Linked DNA regions of Mus musculus: region 2 is linked to region 1. A link is a loop called in an ENCODE intact Hi-C map of the cell type or tissue named here. Cell type or tissue: gastrocnemius. All regions are shown on one strand. Links, peaks and the distances in the headings refer to the core of each region. The heading gives the core; the rest is flanking DNA. Region 1 holds the start of Gm41553 (a long non-coding RNA gene). Region 2 holds the start of Ergic1 (endoplasmic reticulum-golgi intermediate compartment (ERGIC) 1).

What was found. A loop is a pair of places that touch in the nucleus more often than their neighbours do. Peaks named below come from ENCODE experiments on the same cell type or tissue, not always from the same donor. Only the 100,000 strongest peaks of a DNase experiment are listed, where the experiment ranks them.
Region 2: it touches region 1 in a loop (3.0-fold over the local background); 7 of 42 quality-filtered maps call a loop at or near these places.

The regions. Positions count from the first base shown.
Region 1 is chr17:26,633,148-26,644,176 of GRCm38, forward strand. It overlaps Ergic1 (endoplasmic reticulum-golgi intermediate compartment (ERGIC) 1), which reads left to right. Exons shown (of 10, transcript NM_026170.3): 6 at 1,270-1,374; 7 at 2,839-2,899; 8 at 5,596-5,696; 9 at 8,435-8,557. It overlaps Gm41553 (a long non-coding RNA gene), which reads left to right and starts at 8,564. Exons shown (of 2, transcript XR_876696.2): 1 at 8,564-9,313; 2 at 9,965-11,029. In gastrocnemius, for the core only: a CTCF peak has its summit at 5,759 (motif pointing left); a DNase peak (open chromatin) is centred at 5,729; H3K4me3 peaks cover 288 bases; H3K27ac peaks cover 2,126 bases.
Region 2 is chr17:26,556,410-26,567,438 of GRCm38, forward strand. Ergic1 (endoplasmic reticulum-golgi intermediate compartment (ERGIC) 1) reads left to right here and starts at 5,103. Exons shown (of 10, transcript NM_026170.3): 1 at 5,103-5,223. The coding sequence starts at 5,204. It overlaps 1700049J03Rik (a long non-coding RNA gene), which reads right to left and starts at 9,662. Exons shown (of 4, transcript XR_001782188.2): 1 at 5,681-9,662. In gastrocnemius, for the core only: no CTCF peak of the experiment used is centred there; DNase peaks (open chromatin) are centred at 5,068 and 7,244; H3K4me3 peaks cover 2,622 bases; H3K27ac peaks cover 3,234 bases.

The DNA of each region.
Region 1 (11,029 bases), core at 1,003-9,002:
CCCAGTGCGGGAGGCTGCAGGGTGCTGTTCCCAGTGCGGGAGGCTGCAGGGTACTATTCCCAGTGCGGGAGGCTGCAGGGTGCTGTTCCCAGTGCGGGAGGCTGCAGGGTACTGTTCCCAGTGCGGGAGGCTGCAGGGTGCTGTTCCCAGCGCGGGAGGCTGGGGGTGAGTGGAGCTGAGGGTGCTGTTGATGAGGCCAAGGGAGGTGGACTGAGTGTGACCAGTGGCCAGAATACATCACAGGAGCACTACTGGGTCACTCGGTTTTTCCGTTACTCTGAAATGCTGAGGCAATGATGAAGACGGAAAGAACTTAGACCTAGAGGCTGAAAGTCCAGGATGAGTCCTTGTCACTTGGCCTCTGGTGAGGATCTCTCAGTGGACAATATCACAGTAGTGGACACGGGACAGAGAGGGTCCTAAAGGAAGGGTGGTGTGGTGGGACAGGAAGCAGAGAGAGGCCAGGCCTGGCTTCCTCTTTTAAAAATCAACCTAGGGCCCATGAGAATCACATCGGCCCCTCCTGAGGTCAGTGTCCCTCGGTGACCTAAGGATTACCACCCCCACCTAGGCACCACCTTGCTCATGGCCACAACCCCAGCACGTTGTGCAATAAACTCCCTTCAAAGAAGAGACTGGTGCCCAGAAGCCTTGAAGGGCTTAGGGCTGAGGTGTGGCCCAATCAAAGATAGGGTTTAGTACACTTTCTCTCATGGCCCTGGGGAAGGGGCTGCAGGGAGAGGCAAGGGTGAGCAGACACTGACTGGGAGCCAGGGCAGAAGCCACTTTGAGATCCTCCACAGAAATCTTGCGTAGGGATAACAATGGCCTACAAGGCCACTGTCATCAGTTTCTGACGGTGGTGATGAGGCTGACTGGGTAGCTGTAAGCTTAGTTTAGAGTTCTTGGAAGTCACTTTGGTCTCCTGACTCAGAGTGCACCCCTCACCCACTGCTGAGCCAGCAACCCGGAGTCTGCAGATATGGGCAGAGACTGCTGTCATTTTAAGTCCAGGCTCAGTGTCAGGTGCCCACATGCGCACTTCACATGCGCTCTTGCCCTAGGTTGTCCCGGATACTTCTTTCAGTAGCTCCTGTGAGTGTACTGTTCTTCTTCAAACTCATACAGTTAGAAATGCTACGAGCCAGGGTCCCGGTGCCGGTGTATGTATGACTCTGGTGCCCCAGACCATGCAGACCACACAGCCCTTGCAGTCAGCCCCCCTTGGACAGCCACCCAGATATATGAAACCTGCCTTTCTCCCTCCAGGTTCCCGGCAACTTCCATGTGTCCACACACAGTGCCACAGCGCAGCCACAGAACCCGGACATGACACATACCATCCATAAACTCTCCTTTGGGGATACGCTACAGGTGAGCAGGGGACAAGGTGACATGGCCGTGAGCTGGTCCCTAAGAGTCATCCACATGAGATCCTCTTTGTCCTGTCTTCTGAGGATGTGCCTGTGGTGGCTATGGTGTCAGTGGTGCCACCAGCCACACAACGGACTGAGATGCTCAGCCTGGGAGGGAGGTGGACTCCAGGGTTTGGCTCAGTCCCTTCAGAGCTGCTTCTGCCCGTTTCCTGTTGCTGTTACTGAGCAGCACAGAGTAGGTGGGTGTTTAGTGAACTGAAATCTATCTAAGCTAGAGCTCTGGAGGCTCTGAAGTAGGAGCATAGAACCAGCACGGGACTGTGGAGAGGGCCTCTCTCTTCTTGCATCCAAACGTGGTCAGGCCCATGATGGGCACTGACACAAGGCCCAGGCAAGGACGCGTCAGACACATTACCCTCTCTCAGGAGGCCCTTCTACACTACACACAACCCTTCATTTTTATATTCACAGACTCTTAAGCTGACATTCAGGAAAATTAATAAGCATGTATCTGTGACCCCCAGAATGACACATGTAGACATGAAATATCAAAGGTCTGAGACACCTATGAGGGCTGCTCTCAGTTGGCTGAACACCCAAAGTGATGACTGAGGAGGTGGGGAGCAGGGAATTGGGTTTGTATGGGGAAAACCTTTGCTTGGTTGATGAAGAGGATGCTGACAAGTGTGGCCCCTGTACACCAAGTGTACACCTGCCACGAGGAAGAAGGACCCACACAGCAAGGCTATTGGCATGGACATGAGGGAGGGGCTGTAACCTGGGTAAGGAGGGAGAGGACCTAGGCTAAGGCAGTGGAGAGGGCCGACCAGAGCTCAGAAGCAAAGGACAACAGCTCTGCTCCACCTGAGTACACAGATATTCCAGCTCAGAGCCAACCCATGCCCATCTGATCGCTTGAAAAACATTTATCAAACATCTGCTGTGTGCCAAGTCTTGCACATATTGGTCAGGCTGAGGGTGGGTCCTGCTGGTCTGACTCTTCCAGCCTACAGGGCGGGCATACCATCACATCTCCATCCTTGGAGTCAGAAACCAAATCTTCACACTTTCGGTCCAAGGCAGCAAATGGACAGCCTTCCCTCCCCCGCGAGTGGGTTCAGCCTGAGGGACAGGTCACTCACCTGCTAAAGTGTTTTCTCTGCAGGAACCTACCCCGTCTACTGCTCTGATCTCCCTCCCTCCCGCTTCCCTGAGGTCCCATGGGCCTCTATCAGGCCCAGTCTCTGGGCTCAGTTCTTTGCAAGGTCTGCTTATTTGGCCCACTTTGGGCCTCCCTCCACATCCATGTCAATTATCCCTCCTCCCGGAAGCCCTTGCTAACTCGGTCCAATGGCTGGGTTGCCCTTTATGACCAAATGGCCCCTGGTCAGTCCCCACAAGCAAGGCCAGGCTTGAAGGTGGGAACCCCCAAGGAACTGTCTCTCACTGTGCTTCTCTGCAGGTCCAGAATGTTCACGGGGCTTTCAATGCTCTTGGGGGAGCAGACAGACTCACCTCCAACCGTGAGTATCTTAGCATGGAGCAACCCCCTCCCCTGCAGAAGTCCCCGTCCAGCCGGTGGCATGGGACTAGGGAAGCCAGCGGGGCAGAAGTCAGGTGCTTGCTGCAAGCCAAGGTCATAGTCTCACACCATTCCTTCCCCCACAGCTGCCCTGTATAGTACACAGACTCATTCCTGTCTTTTAGAAAGGGAAGAGGGTAGCCTGTCCCTAGGGAAGGTTGATTGTACCCCCGAGCTATTGCCAAGCTCCAACAGCATCTGCTGTCCCTGCTACTGACCACTGTTTTGCCGTTGTCCTGAGTGGAGGCAGTCACCTGGATCCCACAGAGCAGTTACAGAACCAGAACCCACTCTGTGAGAACCAGCTCTGTAGGTGGCCAGTGGGGGAAACCAGCTGGTCCCTCCCCTCCTGCCCAAACCCTTCCTATCAACCATTGGCTCCTTCCAAAGTCTTAGTGCCGAATCTCTACTTGCCAAAGACTGCACACACACACACCTCCATTCTTACACACACACACACACCTCCATTACACACACACACACACACACACACACACACCCCTCCATTCTTACACACACACACACACACACACACACCTCCATTATACACACACACACATACCTCCATTCTTACACACACACACACATACCTCCATTACACACACACACATACCTCCATTCTTACACACACACACATACCTCCATTACACACACACACACACACACACACACACACACACACACACACACACCTCCATTCTTACACATGCCCATATGTGCATGTTGTGCGTGCATGCACACAATATGCTAAGAAAAATAATGTCCACTGGGTCACTTTGAAGCATCATTTATTTGTGTCAGCCCTTGTGCGTGGTAGGGACCTGCATCTTGGAATGTGGGCAGCTGTTGGCCATGATGGCCTCAGGGCTGTTAGGCAGTCAGACACTGAATGCATATTGATCAGGCACAGTACCAAGTTCTAGAGACAGGAAGGTGAGTAAATGAAGCAAGCAGCCTCTGCAGGCCTCCATTCTGTGCTGTCAACTTGGAAGTGTTCATGATACCTGGGCCTGAGGCAGAACCCCTGTGACTCCTTAAGGACATCCGTCTGGCGTGTTCCTACTGGGGAGGAAATGTGAACTGATTCTCTGTGCACAGTAGACATAAGGGTGGCTCTTTTTTTTTCCTTTTGTGACTACCTAATGTTTTGTACAAATAGCAACAACAACAACAAAATAGTAGAGTTATGATTTTCACTAAGGCCTTCCTTTCTTCAGGTTTTATCCTTGGAGAGTGGGAATTTGAGACTTGTACTTCAAGGTGATCTTTGGCCTCCTGGTTTAGGTATAGATGTGAGCCCATCTCATGGGAGTTTCCAGGGATGAAGACTAGAATCGGCCTTTAACCCCATGTGACCCTAGTACTCTGGACCCTGAGAGCCATTGTGGGCATGAGCAAGAGGTGTTGGGTCCCCTGTGCTTAGCTTAAAGGCTCCAGGGCTTTCCCCAGTTTTCCTGAGGGTGTGTGTTGGGGGGGGGGGTCACCTCCATCCCAGGAGTGCTGCCCTTTTCTGAGGAGACAGCAGGGCCAGAACTAGTCAAGGCTGGAATGCTTGCTCCATGCTCACCACTCTTACAGATCTGAATCTGATCTGCAGAGACCAGGATTAGAACCCAGAAGACTAAACTCCCATGTTCTTTTAGCTCCATGGTTCCTAGCCCAAGGTTCTAGAAGGAATAAGAGGGATGGACATTGGGCCTCATTTTTTGCTCGGGAAGGCTGAGGCAGCTCTGGTTAGCTCATGTTTATCAGTAGCTGATTGATCCCTTCATCCTTTGTCCAGCCATCCTGTCCACTCCTTCATTCAGCAGGCCTTGCCACTGTCTGCCCTGTCCCAGGCTCCGTGCAGGGTTTAGGGGCAGGAATGTAAGACTTTGTCCTTGCACTCAGCAACTTTGCCATCCAGGCTGGGAGGAGACAGGGGCGCTGGGTGAAAAGGTCGTGTTAAACTATTACAGGGCTGAAGGGTCAGCAGTTTATTGAGAAAGAGGGAAGACAGTGACCAGATTCTGTTGTTTGTTTTGGCAGTGTTGGGATTGAGGCCAAGGGCAGGTTTATGCCAGGCAGGCGCTTGACCCCAGCCCTCTGGGTTTGATCAGTCTTACTTAGTTCTTTCTGGAGCCCAGAGCCCAGATTATTTTAAAACTTAAAAGCAGACAGACAATACCTACAATGAAATGGGGTCTTTCTTGAGTCCCACCTTTCTCCCTGGAAAATTTCTCTGTGTGTGAGGGATGGTGGGGAATGTAATTTTGCCAGTCTCTCTCTAGTCTAGTTAAGGATGAAACTGAAGCTGCTCTGTTTCCTGGGGCTTCTCTCTAGACAATTCTTGGTGACCACGCATTAAAGAGGATGTGTTCCCTGGCCCCTACTTCACAGGAGCGTGCTGCTCCTGGGCCTGAATCTCAGAGAAAATGCCCCCTCAGCACCCCTCGTTAATGGCTATCCCATTTGTAAGTGTGTGGCTCAGAGTATTATATATTATGTAGTGCAGATCTAACAATCCCAGCAAGCCACATTCTGAAGAGAAAGGGGAGAGGACCCTACAGTACCAGGAGGACTTGAACTTGGGGTTACAGGCAGAGCCACCTGCCAGGCAGTGCCCACCCCATCTCATCTTATGCTGTATTCCTGCAGCCCTGGCCTCCCATGACTACATCTTGAAGATTGTACCCACAGTGTATGAGGACAAGAGCGGCAAGCAGCGCTACTCCTACCAGTACACAGTGGCCAACAAGGTGAGTGGGCCGTGAACGGGCTGAGCATTGCAATTGCTCCCTCTGCTGGCCAAGGGCATAGGCGATGCCCCGCACATTCTGCTGAAGGGAATTTCAGTGGGGTGGACAGGGAGTGTCCAGGCTCATTCTCTAGTCTGAGTAAAGATGAAATACCAGTTCTTGCCGTGGTAGTGGCCTCAAGGTCCAGGTGAGACACTCTTAACAAGGAGATAAGATGTATTCTGTTTGAAGTAGGCAGAAGACCATCCCAGCTCTGACATTGTCTGGTCCTGGTTTCTTCAGGCTCCTGTTGATCAGCACATGGCCGATGCTTTGCATTAGGCAGGGAATCCTATCAAGGTGGCTGTGGACGTCTCAGGACCCCAACAGTCCAAGAGACACACAGGTCTTCTGGGAAGCCAAGGGACATCCAAGCCAAAGAAATGAGATGGCACAGCGGTTAGTGGCTTGAGCCTCTCCAGAAAGCATGGCTTGTGCCAATGGAACATAGGCACTTGGAGTAGGTTCCCCTGTTTACCACGAGGCTCCTGTTTCTGCTGTTGCAGGGCCACCCAGACCCTTAGTATAAATGATGGAGTGTTCAGCTCAATTAACTATCATTATGGTTGAGGAACTCGCCAAGCTGTGTAGTTACAGTGTAGGAATTAGACCCAGGTTCCTCTTGGGCTCCAGAGCCCCCTGGTTGCTCACCCACTCAGTCCAAATAGGGATCGTCCAGGCTTGCCCACTTGGACAGCCTCTTGGTCATGGGTCCCTATGCTCTGATTCCCTTTGATCCATAACTCTCTCCGAGAGACTTATTGCTTACATTCACTATTTCAGGCCGTGTCTGTCCTACTCTCTGGTGGCATAACAAAATTCTAAGAGCCTAAGTAGTAAGTAAAGAATAGAAGTCAGCCAGGCAGTGGTGGCGCACGCCTTTAATCCTAGCACTTGGGAGGCAGAGGCAGGTGGATTTCTGAATTCAAGGCCAGCCTGGTCTACAGAGTGAGTTCCAGGCCAGCCAGGGCTACACAGAGAAACCCTGTCTTGAACCTTCCCCCTACCCCCCCCCCAAAAAGAAAAAAGAAAAAAAAAGAAAGAAAATAGAAGTTAATTTATCTCATGGATTGGGAAAGAGGAAGTCAAAGAGATCAACCCCAGCCTGTGGTGAGCCTTCTTGCTGTGTTGTCCAGTGGAGGGCAGGGCATGGAGAGACACAAGCATACAAGCTTAGAAGTGCTTTCCTCTTCTTATAGGAGAGCTAATGCTACCATTGACACTTACCTCGTGGCCTCATCTAACCTAATCACCTCCCAGATTACCACCTCCAGCCACCACCAATGTAGGCTTACTTCCGGGTTCAGCCCCTTGATGTACACAAAGGACCTGTAACTTTAGATGGCGAATAGCCGTGGTCCCCCTGCCCCACATGCACAGGGCTCTGGGCTCAGCCCAGCACTGCAGCATGCGTATGACTTCTGGGGAGCATATTTCAACCATTGTACTCATTATAACCTCCCCCCAGTGCTGCCACACATCAGCAGGAAGCAGGGCCCTGGACCACACTGCCCCATCCTAGCTCAGTCATGTGTCCTTGTTTGTAATATGTCCATGGCAGTTACTTCACAAGATTGCTGTCAAATGAAGCAATGTTTTCAGAAAGCTCCCAGCTCACTGGGAAGGCTGGGTAATTGGTACACTACTGCTGCTAGATTTCATTCTGTCTCTTACCCCCTCAGCGCTGGGCTGTGGCCCAGACAATCACCCTGGGAAAGCTGAGTTTCCTCTGCTGCAGGCTTCCTCCATCAAAGCTTTGGCAAGGGCCTGGTGGCTGGACCAGCTCACTCAGCGTTCTCTGTGGCTTTGCCCCCAGCCTGTTCTGTGAATGGAGGTGGCTGTCCAGTGGGTTAACACTCAGTGGTGTCCATGGGATCACTCCAGCTGCTCAAGACCAGTGCTGGGGACATGGGGGTTGGGCCTGGGGACCCCGGCATCCATCTCCATTTGTTGTAAACAAGAGACGCGAGCCCAAGCCTTTCAGGACCCTGAAGTGCTCAAACCAGGTCCTGTGGGTCATCAGCTCAGATCCCTGTTCCTTGGTGGCCATTTGGCCAATGCTATGTGCATCCTTACGAGCCATGGCAGGTTGGGCACTGTACCTTCCCTGTTCTCTGTGCTGGCCCTACTTGGTGGACAAGTTCACACCCACTTGGTTCACCTGTCAGGCAGGCTATCTTCTTATTCATGGTTTAGAATGCCCCTTCCTTAGTGAGCCTTCCCCATCCCCCTGAGCAGAACTGGCTCACCTATGGCCTGCTGAGCACCCTCCTCCACCCTCCCTACACGGATACTGTTAGAAGCTAGTGATGCGATGATGTCTTCATCCACCAGCCTGTGACTCCTCTAGGGGAGGGGCTTCATCACCCCAAGAACCTTAGGACAGCGGAGGCAGCCAGCAGAATAAATGAGCAGATTCCGTGTGACTGGCAAGTCAAGGAGGAAATGCTCAGACCGAGTTCAAAGCCCACTTTCCTCTTCCACGTCACCCTCAGATCTGTGCTCCGTTCTGGCTCCACTTCTAAGCTATGTGGTCTGTTTCCCATAGTTGAAGGGACCCAGCGTGCTTTCACTATGCTGCCTGTCCAGGGCTTCCAGAGCAGCTGAGAGGAGGCTGCCTGGACACCCTCTGCATCCCACACCCTCACCCACCTGAGGCTGGTTCTGCTTGTAACACTCCTTCCTCCTCTCTCCTGCAGGAGTACGTTGCCTACAGCCACACGGGACGCATTATCCCTGCCATCTGGTTCCGCTATGACCTCAGCCCCATCACAGTCAAGTACACAGAGAGAAGACAACCCCTGTACAGGTTCATCACCACAGTAAGTACCCAGGGCCCAGAGCCAGCCGTGCAGCTGCTGTCAGCCCCCTTGCCGAGGCAACCCTCCCTCGCCTATGCTTGCTGGAAGCAGATGGAGCCTGCTGGGCCCCAGGTGAGCGCAGGTGGCTTTGATTCTCTGACCCCTGAGAAGTGTTACCAGAAGCAGGCTGGAACCTCTGGCGTCCCCCTAGCTGGTGTGTTGTGGGAGGTGCCACTTAGTGCAACTGATGCCTGAGGGAAATCTCCACTGGCTTCAGGCCGCTGGTGATTTTTCTTCTTTGTGGAAAACGTTTTTTCAGCACTTGGTTTTTTGAGACAGGGTCTCACTATTTCAGTCCTGGCTGTCCGAGAACTCATTCTGTAGATCAGGCTAGCCTCAGATTCAACAGAGATCCTGAGTAGCAGGATTAAAGGTTTGCACTGCGATGGCATGCCCTTTCAGCTTCTTCTCTGTGTCTTCTCCGGCCCTGCCGTCCTGGGTCCAGTGTGGTCCTTCTTCCTGCTGCGTTCTCTTCCTTTGCTTTTCCTTCTCTCTGCCTTGTCTTCTACTCTGAGCAACAGTAGGATGTCGGTTTTCTTTTACACGGACTCTCTGTCACATGAACAGTTTCCTGGCTTCCAACTCATCACCCTTGGGTCCAGAGCTGGTGGGTCACGGTGCCTGCTCCACCCAGGAGGCTCCAGGGATCCAGAGTCAGCAGAGGTGACAGCCAGGATGGCTCTCTACCTGTCAGATTTGGACACTGGGCCTAAAGATGTATGTACTTCTGGGAGGCCTTGAGCAGGGGAAGCAGGGTCTTACTGTGTAGCCCAGGCATAGCAGCCTCCTACATGGCTAGGAGTGCCGCTTTGCCCAACTTTATACTTTTAATATTGGTTTGAGATCGGGGGTCTCAATCCTGGCTGGTACGTTTCCTGCTATGGCAGAGTCTGCGGTAGTCAGACTCTTCTAGAACAGATGGGATCTATGAAGCTGGTTTGATTGTTGGGTCGTCAGCAGACATGGCTATATCTAGTCATGTATCTGTCCCAGACTTTCAGTCTGTTTGTCTTTCTCTATCCTGGCTTCCTTCTCAGACAGAACTTAGCAATAGACGTTTCCTATTTCTCTGTAATCCCAGGCCAAACCCCAGAAAGGACAATGTTGTCCTTGTTCCAGCTGAGGTCCTTCTGTCCTTCTGGCTTAGAAAATGGAATTCTCTGCTTGGTCTGGGCTAGGTCTCGTATCCTCTCTGGAACCAGAGATTGTGAAGGGGGTAGCATTACTGGAGAGGAAACTCCAGGCCAGTTTCTGGGAGGAGGATGAGCAGGCGCTGCGAGGTGTATGGTCAGGGAGGTGTCTGTGGCCAGGCCATTGCTTTTAACCAGCGACATAAGAATAATGATCTTTGTTCTTGATACCTCCCAGGCCTGTGAGGCTCAGTCAGTGTCCTGGAAGGGGCAAATGCCACTAAAAAGAGCAGGTGGATACACTGAGTGTCATTATCCTGGGGCTTAGATACGCCTCCAGTCTTCGACCGTCCTGTGACTGCACGGGAGTCCAAACAGTACCGCACTGGGGCTGGAAGGGGCATGTCTGCCACACAACTGCATGAGGGGCAGTCAGCAGCATCTACATAGGAAGACCTCACAGCAGCACCTAGCCCCTAAGTGGCCAAAAGGAGCCAGGCTGGAGCTAAGGAACATTGTTCCCCCGGCAGACCCAGTGAACGCCTACAGTTGAACTTGAAAAACATTGTTAAGACTCCCTCAAGCAATATTCAAAGTCTGCCCCTCAACACAAAGGAGGAGAGGAGATAAAACTAGGGACCTACATGTAGGAAGAAAGTTATAAAAGTTTTTACCTCCAAATCAAGAGATTTATGAACAAATGCTTCTACCCAAGATCCCCCGGGGGAGCACATGCTAAGCACATGTGGGCGCCGGCTTTTCCTATTCTGGTCCCACCGCATACCCAGAATAAGCCAGCCTCTGAGATCCAAGCAGATGTCCCCTGCGCTTCCAGGCAGGTGTGGCCTGTCCTCAGAGGCCCGGGGGGCTGCACTGTCAACTGTAGCATGGACACACCGCACTGCTAGGCTGAGACGGTCCCTCCTTGGGCTCCAGAGCACCAGTTCCCATTTGTTCATGGGAAGCAGCTGAGCCCCTGAGCATTAAAACCTCTTGGCAAGTGGCTGGCAAATGAGACAGCTTTGGTTGCTCCTTTACCGTTTGCTAGAATTTGCCGTGTGAGGTCTCAGTGAACCTGACCTTCCAGGAGTTTCCCTGTAGTGTGGAACATATAGGAACACAGTGCTGGGGCTGGAGATTCAGCTCAGTGGTTAAGATCATTGACTGCTTTTGCAGAGGACCTGGGTTCAATTCCCAGCACCCACATAGAAGCTTACAACTGCCTATAATTCCAGTTCTGGGATCTAACACCTTCCTCTGGTCTCTTGTGGACACACATGCACATGGCGCTGTGTATACATAT
Region 2 (11,029 bases), core at 1,479-9,478, 76 kb before region 1:
TCACAGCCAGGCAGCTCCCTTCTCCAAGTAACTGACCCAAGAGGTAGTGAGTTTCTGTCTGAGACAGAAGCTGCTATCTTCTGTAACATCATCTCAGAACCGACATCAATATGTGATGTTCTATTCATTTGGCACAAGCTAGTAAATCTAGCCCATGCGCTGGGGGAGGGGATGGCCCAGGACCCCAGGACCTGAGGTCACAATCAGTAGTGCAGCCTCAGGCAATCTGCCACAGGTATAAGGACTTAATACACTTTAGCTCAGGCCTGGAGATAGCCATTTCAACAACTCGTCCAGGTCACCCAGCTAGAGACTTCTCTGACTCTAAAAGTGGCTTGTCCAGGCTGGCTGGGGTGAGGGAGGAAAGAGAATGCCAGTGTATGTCCCTTAACTGCAGTATAACCGATTTCCCACAATTCAGTGGCTTAAATGCTTGTTATGATATAGTTTCTAGGGGTCAAGATTTAGGAGCAATTTAGCTGGGGAATTCTGGCTCAGGGTCCCCTTAGAACTGGAGCTAAAGTGTGGGCCAGGCTGCACTCTGGGCTGTGACCTGGGTCAGTAGACTTCCTGGAGGGCTCCTCACCTGGCTGTGGCAGGAGCCCTCTGAGAGAAAGCATCCTTAAGGCATGGTACTGGGATTTCCCCAGAAAAAGAGGCCTGTGAGCCCAGAAGCTCGGAATACCCAAGATACAATTCGCAAAACACATGAAACTCAAGAAGAAGGAAGATCAAAGTGTGGATACTTTGATCCTTCTTAGAAGGGGGTACAAAATGCCCATGGAAGGAGTTACAGAGACAAAGTGTGGAGCAGAGACTGAAGGAATGACCATCCAGAAACTGCACCACCCGGGGATCCATCCCATAAACAACCACCAAACCCAGACACTATTGCAGATGCCAACAAGAGCTTGCTGACAGGAGCCTGATATAGCTGTTTCCTGAGAGGCTATGCCAGTACCTGGCTAATACAGAAGTAGATGCTCACAATCATCCATTGGACTAGAGGGTCCCCAATGAAGGAGCTAGAGGAAGTACCCAAGGAGCTGAAGGAGTTTGCAGCCCTATAGGAGGAACAACATTATGAACTAACCAGTACCCCCAAAGCTCCCTGGGACTAAACCACCAACCAAAGAAAACACATGGTGGGACTCGTGGCTCTAGCTGCATATGTAGCAAAGGATGGCCTAGTTGGTCATCAATGGGAGGAGAGGCCCTTGGTCCTGTGAAGGTTCTATGCCCCAGTATAGGGGAACGCCAGGGCCAGGAAGTGGGAGTGGGTGGGTTAGTGAGCAGGGTGGGGAGGGGATGGGGGGGTTTTCAGAGGGGGAACCGGGAAATGGGATAGCATTTAAAGTGTAAATGAAGAAAATATCTAATAAACTAAGCCTCAGGAGTCACACTGACAATATCCTGTTGACTTACACAGGCTAGACCTATTCACTATGGGAGGTGACTATTCAGAGACTGGGGCTACTGGCAGATGAAGACCACTGGAGACTGACCACCACAAGTACCATAATATCAGTAGTTCCCAAACTCAACTGTTACTAGCTGCTGCCATGTTCAAAGAGGTCTAGAGTAGTCCCACATCTTGTGCCACATGTCTGATTTCCTCTGTTCCATCTCCCACAGTCTCCTAGGTTGGTTAACAGGAGATGGGCAGCTCGCTTTGCTTCCAGACCTCAAAAGTCCCTGCAGGTACATGCAGGTCAGTCCACTCCCATCCTCCCCGACCTATGAGAAGACCATGTGACCATGCTGCTGTAGAAATGTGCCTCCTAGCCGGGGAGTGGTGGCACATGCCTTTAATCCCAGTACTTGGGCGGCAGAGGCAGGGGCAGGGGCAGGGGCAGGGGCAGGGGCAGGGGCAGGGGCAGGGGCAGGGGCAGGGGCAGAGGCAGAGGCAGAGGAGGCAGAGGCAGAGGCAGAGGCAGAGGAGGCAGAGACAGAGGCAGAGGAGGCAGAGGCAGAGGCAGAGGCAGAGGCAGAGGCAGAGGCAGAGGCAGAGGCAGAGGCAGGCAGATTTCTGAGTCTGAAAAAAAAAAACCAAAAAGAAAAAAAAAAAAACCAAACCAAAAAGAAAGAAAGAAAGAAAGAAAGAAAGAAAGAAAGAAAGGAAAGAGAGAAATGTGCCTCCTATACATGTGGACAGGAGCCTGATATAGCTGTTTCCTGAGAGGCTATGCCAGTACCTGGCTAATACAGAAGTGGGTGCTCACAGTCATCCATTGGACTAGAGGGTCCCCAATGGCCCTGGCATTCCCCTATACTGGGGCATAGAACTCTCTGGGTGGCTATGGAAACCTCCACTCAAATTGGGGGTGCAGTCACTAGCCAGTTAATCCAGTCCTGAGTTGTGTTAAGTTCTCCCAAGGAAAATTGTAGGACATTAGGTAATAGTGGACTGGCAAATTCTCTGTGCACTATTTGAGCAGTCAGGTGATTGGGCTGGACGTGAGTGTTACCACTGAGTTCCAGTGTAAGCGTTCAGCAATCCAAAACAACAGTAGTTCCAATAAGATGGATGCTTATTTCAGTCTTATATAAACACATAGAACGGCAGAGTGATAAGACCTGGGCTCTTTCTGTCTTGTTGCTTTGTTCCATGTGGTTTCCATTTGGTGGTTTGAGATAGTGGCATCCACATTCTAGGCAGCCAGCTGCATAAAGCGACACACAGGGCAAAGAGCATACATCAACTCTTCCTAAAGCCACCTTCTCCCTGCATTTCAATAACTTGATCACATAGACATGCCTAGCTGCAAGGGAAGCTGTGAAATGCAAGTTTCTATGTATCCAGCCAAAAACTGGGAGCTTTTTCTCTCTGTGTAAAAGATACCAACACCAGTCAGTCTTTTTGTTTTTGTTTTTTGTTTTTTCAAGACAGGGTTTCTCTGTATAGCCTTGGCTGTTCTGGAACTCACTTTGTAGACCAGGTTGGCCTCGAACTCAGAAATTCGCCTGCCTCTGCCTCTGGAGTGCTGGGATTAAAGGCATGCGCCACCACTGCCCAGCTCAGGCAGTCTTATCGTCATTTACTCTGCTGGGCATTGTTATCCTTGATCATGCTCAAGGGCACATCTGAGATTCTTTAGGAGAATCTGGGCTAAAGATGAGAATAGTCCCCAAGATGTCCAAGAGCTAGTCTCTGGATCATGTTCTAAAAAGGGAAGACATGAGATCAATTGCCCACACCATACAACTTCTGTTTTGGGTTTATCTGTACCCAGTGGTTCCAGAAGGTCCCAGGATGCTTTTTCTTTCTGCTGCTCCCAGGCTCCAGGACTGGCTAAAACTTTCTCATTTCCCATACATAAGAGCATGGGGTGCGGGTGTTTGTTGAATGAATGAATGAATGAATGACGAATGAATGAATGAATAATGAATGAATGGATGAATGAATGGAAGGGGGATTCCGGTTGTCAGAAAGAGAAGAACCTGGTGGAATCGCCCATCACTGCAGACCCTGAATCTTGCTGCCCGCTTATCCTTCAGGAAACCAAGGAGCTTTTTATGTCAGGACACTGCCTCCCTGCCCATCCTGCCTTTTGAACTTGGATCCCCACTTTTCTCCTTAAGTTGTTGTCTTAAATCGCAGCTTTGAAGAAGGCATCAGCAGCAGAACCCAGGGAAGTTCAGAAGTCAGATTTCCCCTACATGGGTGTCCTAGTTTGCTTTTTCTCTGCTGTGATAAACTCCCACCAAAGCAGCTCTGGGAGCAAAGGGTTTATCTGGCTCATACATCCACACGCCCTTCAGGGAGTGAAGTCTGGGTAAGTAGGTACTCAAGGTAAGAACCATGAAGCAGGGCCGGGCGTGGTGGCGCACGCCTTTAATCCCAGCAGAGGGAGGTGGATTTCTGAGTTCGAGGCCAGCCTGGTCTACAAAGTGAGTTCCAGGACAACCAGAGCTATACAGAGAAACCCTGTCTCAAAAAAACCAAACAAAAAAAAAAAAAAAAAAAAAAAAAAAAAAAAAAAAAAAAAAAAAAGAACCATGAAGCAGAAACTGAAGCAGAGACCTGTGGAGGATGGAAGGCTGCTAATGGGCTCCACTGCTCATATGCAGTAGCTTTCTGATCCCAGGATCCCATCCTAGGAATGTTGCTACCCATAGAGGGCTGGGCCTTCCTACATCATTACTTAGGAACTAAGAAAACTTTACACACATACAAGCCCTTAGGCTAATGTAGTGGAGCCATTTCTTCAATCTCTTCCAGGTATGTCAGATTGACAACTAAGACCAGCCAATCACAAAAAGTTTAGAGTTCAGCTGCCTCCTCCTCTAGCCCAGCAAGTTGAGGGAGGTTTTCCTCTGTACTTCTGTGTTTCTGAGAATGGAGGCTCCTAGGGGCAATCAGCGGTATGTTACCATTTCTAACCGTGCAAACTCAGAGCCTCTGGATAACCCTGCAAGTTCCTGACTTCAGGTTGGTAGATGCTCAACGAGTACTGGTTGGCATCAATCCCGAAGAAAGATGATAGAAGTGGCTAGCTAAGCCCAACTCTAACAGGTGGAGAAGCTGTCACTAGATGCCAGGCTGTTCACTAAAGCAGGGCCCCAACTACCTCCTTTGATACCTATGAAAAGTTGAAAAGTGGGATTAACAGTTATACAGATAGAGAAAGGGGTGGTGGTGGATCTCGGGAGCCAGATGGCTTTTCCTAAGAAGCAAGGGATGGGTGGGAGGTGGGTGGACTTTCTCAATCTAGGACTGCGTTGCCCATCCCCCAGTTTTAACCTTCACCCAGAACTAGCACCAAGCATGGACCCGCAATTTGTAGCATTTTTCTCTGATCTTCACAACGCAATGGCTTTGTTTTACAAGCACAAAACCCACTGCCTGAGGCAGAGCGATTTGTCCTGAGGCCCCACTTACGCTAGGAAAAAAGATCAGAGGCCAAAAAGAACCAAAGCGGGAGTCTTGGAGACCTGGGCTTGGGTAGCATCCCACTCTCGGGCCTTCCCATTCAGCGGGCCCTCGGGCCCCTTTAATGGGGCGGCGGAAGGGGCGGCCGGTGGATGTGGCGGCGCCCAATGGGCTGCGTGGAGCGTCACTTCCCGGCGGCGGGAGGCGAGTGGCGAGTGTCGGGCAGGCTGGCGGGGGCGGGGCGGCCGAGGAGGCGTTGGCAGCGGGCTCGGACCCACGCGGCGCTGCGGCCCGCCTGGCCTGCAACGCTCCCACCGGCTCGGCGGCACGATGCCCTTTGACTTCAGGAGGTGAGTGAGGCCCCGGGCCCGAGGCCCTCTGCAGCCGGCGACGACCACCCCCCACCCCCCGTTACGTGCAAATGCGACCCTGGTGCACTGTGCACGCCTCGGCAGGCCCTAGGGGACCGCGGCCTTCCTCGGGGTTCGAGCCCTACCCCCACCCCTCGTGCAGCCCTGGCAAGCCCTCGCACTCTGTTTTCCACGGCGCGGTGTCCCCAGCTTGCCCCTGACATCTTTCATTCCCCTCCCCCAACCTGGGAACCAAATCTCCTCCCAAATCCCAAATAAAAGGAGCTCAGGCATCCTCAGGCTTTCTCCCCAGTCTTCCCTAGTGGACCCTGTCCTGGCTGACAGGTGGGGCCGCGCGCCTGGCTTTGCCCGGTGGGATCTGAGGGCTGCAGCCCCATTCAATCTGGCAGCAGTTGGAGAAGCTTAGTTCTTCAGAGCCTGAGAATCCTCTACCTACCAGATGTGGAGGCCTGTTCCCGCAAGCCATGGGGACAGTGCGGGAAGAGGAGGATGCTGGGATCTCGAGGTTCTGCAGAAGGTTCTTTGCCTCCTGGAACACCATTGTATAGGGCCAGGCCTTCTGGAAGCCTGCATGGGAAGGGCCTCCCCACCAGACATTCCCTTGACATAAGACGCTCTGAGATGCTCTGGGCTGTTGGGATACTTTGGAGCAAAAGGATTAGAAGCCTGGCTGTACCTCTCTACCCAGCTGCTTAGTAGATTCTCAATGTTAGAAGCAAAGGCTTAGGGTGCAGCCCCTCACCGCTCAGCTGGCTAACCCCAGCAGGTGTCTGGGCATGCTCAAAATATTGGTTTCACCTCTTGCAAATTGGTACTAAAAATAAGGTCACCACCTGAAAGACAGGGATTGTAAGGCACCCCTGACCCAGTCTCCATCACATGGAACTCAGAAGTAGGGCATCTGTGACTGAGGAGATCTGTGAGCGCTCCCCACAGCCAGAGAACGGGTATTCCTCCATTGGTCACAGTTTCCCCTCATCCTCCCCCTCTTACTGATGTGTATAGAGGCAGAACAGAGTGACAACCAATCTAAAAACGGCCCAAGATTCGGATCATGTGGTGGCATATGGGCAACCTGGGGTCAGGGCCCAGAGAGGACATTGGTTTCAGACCTCTTAACCAGCCAAAGTGGTTTTTAGCTCACTCTGGGCACTGGTACTATCTGGCAAACCAGCTTCCTGCTTGCTTGAGGTAGCCCCGGGGTCCATACCTGGGCTTAGACAAAAGCATACAGACCATGGTAGCTTTGAACCGAGAGGGCTTTGAGCCAGTTTTAGGGACACCCATTACCACAGTGTGCCCATGCAGAAAGAAGGGCAGTGGGCACATCCAGGCCCCCCCCTCAAACCTCCCAGGGCTGACCGGAAAGGGTCCCAACCCTCCTGTCCCCACACGGTTCTGCAAGTCCTAGGGATTTTGAGTTTGTTAAAGAAGTAACTGTTCTGGTTACTTCATCTTGTCAGTTCTCTGCCCCGCCTGCATGCCCCGCCTGCATGCTGGAAGGGCTGGGCAGATCTGGGCTCCAGTTGGAAGTTTGGGGGCTGGGGGCAGGTGAGATGAAAAAAAAAAAAAAAGGAAAACAGCTGGGGCCAGCTTTAGCCTTGTCAGGGCCTGCTTATTACTGACTAGTTTAAGGCATTGATATTTAAGGAGCACACCGCTCAACTTTCGGCTGCTACTGCCTTGGGGCTTTCTGGATGTGTCTCAGGCCCTGAGTGCCCGGGTGCCACAGGGTTCCCACTAATGCCAGTTGAGAAAGTCCTTGCTTGCTGGGGCTCACTGGAGACCAGTAAGAATGGATTCCCCACCGTTCGATCTCCTCACGCAGGGTGAGCTGTGGGTCCAGCCCATGTCTTTCTTCTCTTTCAGACGTTGACATAGCAGAGCTCTAGGACTCACTGTGAAGGAAGGCTCCGCCGTTCTACAGACCTTTACCACATACAGGGCCACTCATCGGCTTGCTGAGGGTTGTACCCAGTGTTTAGCCACCTGCCACTTGGACTATCATTAGGGGATGGGTGGCATATGGCACAACCCTGTGGAATTGCCAGAGGAGTGTTGCATGTGTGGGGGGGAGGGGGAACGTGTCACATGACTGGGTTCTAGGAGTAGCCACTATATAAGCAAACTTGACATCCATCCCTTTGTCACTGAAGAGAGTGAATGAGTCTTCCTTTTAAACCCTGGTGAGGGTGACCCCTCTGGCAAAAGCACTTTGCATGGATATAGATAAAGCTGGAGTCGGAGTTTGGCCTATTGGCATTGAAGCCTTAGCTCTGGGGCACAAGGGGAATCTTGAAAAGCCACCACTTTGTCAAACCTTTTAATAGTGGGGAGCACAGGGGGCGTACAGTGATTAGAACATCCCCATTTCCCACCAGTTCAAGACCAAGGGGAACCCAGCTTCCTAACTTGGGTGTGTTTTCCTGCCTAGGAAATGGGTATGATCGACATCCTCACATGAGACCAGGTGGCATGTGGGACCAGCAAGCACTGTCCTCTGCCTGCCGCCATTATTGTACCCTTTGACCGAGGCACCTGCTCTGTAATTAGCGAATTCTGCCATCTTCTCTTCCCTTTCATCAGTATCTGACCTCCTAAGGGCCAGGATTTATATCCAGTTTGTATGTGGTTGCGTCTGCAGGTGGAATGGTACTTGACTAGAGGTCCCCCCTTGGGCAAAACACACCTCTCCAGTTTGTCCAGTGTGATTGCATGTGCCAGCTGCTGGTGGAGAATTCTGCATCCCTCTTTCCTGTTTTTGGTGCTTGGAGGAGAACCCAGGACTCGTGCATGCTAAGCAAATTCCCACAGAGCTGCATCCCAAGGCCCTCTCTCCTCATCCTTGAATTGGCCCTTTCTGAGTTTTAGGGGTTAAGGGCGGAGGTTGAGCCTTAAATGATTACCGTGTTTGCTTTGTTCCCGTTGAGCGGTTTTACTGATACTGATCATTGAACTCACAGAACTGGCTTTTGTTACCTAGGTCCGGGGGTGTTGTTCCCAGTTCCGGCTGACTGGTGGCACTTGCTGCCTGTTACTCCAGAGGCTTTGACAGCCTCCGTCCCCAGAGCCTGAGCCCCACTTTCAGGAGAGAGGCAATGGCTAGCTCTGCCACAGTGGCAGTCCCCGTGTTGAGACCCCATGATCTAAGAGTGGTGTGCTCCTCCCCTGGCTAGCTGTGTGCTCACTTCAAGGAGGGAGGGGGATGTGTGCTGCCTGTCGGGCAAGAAAGCTGTCCTTGCAGCGCAGAGCCCAGGTTCAGATGCTGATCTGGGGGACCCAGTGCACAATGCAAGTTCAGTTCTGTTGAGAAAGGATAGAGTTTCAGTATGGGTGACCCCGAGTGACAGCGCAGGTCATTTGATTGTGGTGCTGGCCCCATCATGACTTGGTTTGGTCTCCTCCACTGCTTACTGTAGCTTTCCAAAGGTCTTCTCCCCTCAGGGGACTTGAGTGGACCTTGCAAAAGTCTCTCTCTCTCTCTCTCTCTCTCTGTCTGTCTGTCTCTGTCTCTTGTGTTTCCCTCTTTCTTGTTTGCAGTGCTGGGAATGGAACCCATGACCTTGCACATGATGGGCATGTATTTTACCACTGAGCTACCCCACCTGGGTCCCAGCATGACCCTCTTGAAGTTGGCTTGAGGTTTTTCTGCACCCTACTTTCAGTCTTCAAATGAGTGATGTTGATCTGAGAATCCAGTCTGGTTTCCTCAGTGTCTGACATGCCTTCCCCAGTGGGCCTTGCTGAAAGCTGAAGTCCCTTACTCTCTGTGGTAGGCTAAGCTGACCAACCACTGAGGCTCTGACAGTTCACTGTCAATTGAGGGACCAATACAAATGCCCCCATTTCTACCTTGGCATTCCAGGAAGAGCCAGAGACCGATGGGTTAGTCCACGTACTTCACGGCATGTTTATAAAAATATTACTGAAAATTCAGACTGGAGGCGGAATGACCTGTAAAACCCAGGTTGAGTTTATTGAGCTTGTCCAGGTGCTGAGCCCTGTTGAGTGAGCTGCACTGGGGGAGTCTCACAGGGGTGACTCGTTCACACATACACACACACACACACACACACACACACACACACAGAGTGAGCTGCACTGGGGGAGTCTCACAGGGGTGACTCGTTCACACATACACACACACACACACACACACACACACACAGAGTGAGCTGCACTGGGGGAGTCTCACAGGGGTGACTCGTTCACACATACACACACACACACACACACACACACACAGAGTGAGCTGCACTGGGGGAGTCTCACAGGGGTGACTCGTACACACACACACACACACACACACACACACACACACACACACACACACACACACACACACTGCAGGCCCTGAAGACCCTTCTTAGTCATCCCACCTTAGTGAGCAGGCCTGAGGGCATTTGCAGGAGCTGATACAACACTGCTGTTCCCTTGTAGAGCAGCCGCTCTGCCCCATGGGCTAGAAGCGCTCTCTTTCCTGGTCCCTAGATTCAGAGAGAGGCAAAACCTCCTCTAAGAATGCATCTCCTTCCTCCTTGCTAACCCTGCCCCAGCGTGCTCCTCATGAATCTTTTAACCGTCTGCAGGCACTCCATGCTTCCCTTTCTACCCCTTTTCCTCTCTTCTTCTCTCTATCACCTGATTCCATAATCTTCTAAAATTAATTTTTTGCTAAAGTCCCCATCCCAAACGTAAATGTAACTTTTATTCATCAGACGTGATTGTTGTCTTGGAGGCTTACTGCTGGAATAAACTTACCCTTTCTAGCTCTTTCTGAACTCTTGGCTGGCTGATTCAGCTCAGTTGTTTTGGCCCAAACTCCTGTCTAAGCTGACTGATTCAAACTGGCTCCTCTCAGCTTTGGACTGAATTGCTCTACTTGGCCTTAAACTAACTCTGGCAGTCTGTTCTAATTTTCTGGGTCCTTCTCGTTCTCTGGATAATAGCCGTGTTCATGCACTTGCCTGGAACAGTCCCTCTCTGGCCATTTGGATTCCTGACTCTGGTAAGGAAGGCAGGCATTCTGCCTGAGGCTTGCCTTGCACCTCCAGATCAGTGAGGCAGCACCTGGTTGCCCATGGGCATTGCTTGAAATCAGAACAGAGCTAGCTGTGGGTCTGCTAAAGCTTTTCAGTGAGTGATGCCAACCCAGAGGTGAGAAGGATTGCTCTGAGTTGGAAGAGTCACAAGCAGGTGGGTTGGAGCCCTCAGGGAGCAGGGCATTGGAGGAGCCCTGGTGGGCAACCCTGGAGAAAAGAGTTCTGGCCCTACCTGACCCTCCTGTTTGATCTTAAACAGTCTGGTTTTCTACTTCTACAGTGGCCAATAAAGAGAGCCAGGCTCAGATCTCTCTCTCTCTCTCTCTCTCTCTCTCTCTCTCTCTCTCTCTCTCTGTGTGTGTGTGTGTCTGTGTCTGCTGGATATTAAGTGTAGGGCATAGCTGGTATTCTCCCACTGAGTTATACTGTCACCCCTAATATTTTGAGATAGGACCTGCTAAATTGCCCATACTACTGTAGCATCCATGAAGGGCTGCATGGAAGGAACCAGGGCCTGGGTCAGCCCAGTTGGTGCCAGATGTGTGATCTAAGGAGCCCTGCTGTCTTGTGCCTGGCACCGTTTCTCAGAATACAGTTTGACCTGTTAAGGAAGGGCAATTAGCCTAGTCATCTGTTGTCAGCTTGAGTGTGTAGGTCTATTAACCTAATTACATTGGTTATATATGTGGGAGGAGTACAGGATAGGCAGCCCTCCGGCACTCCTGTGTGTTTATTCTGAAAGT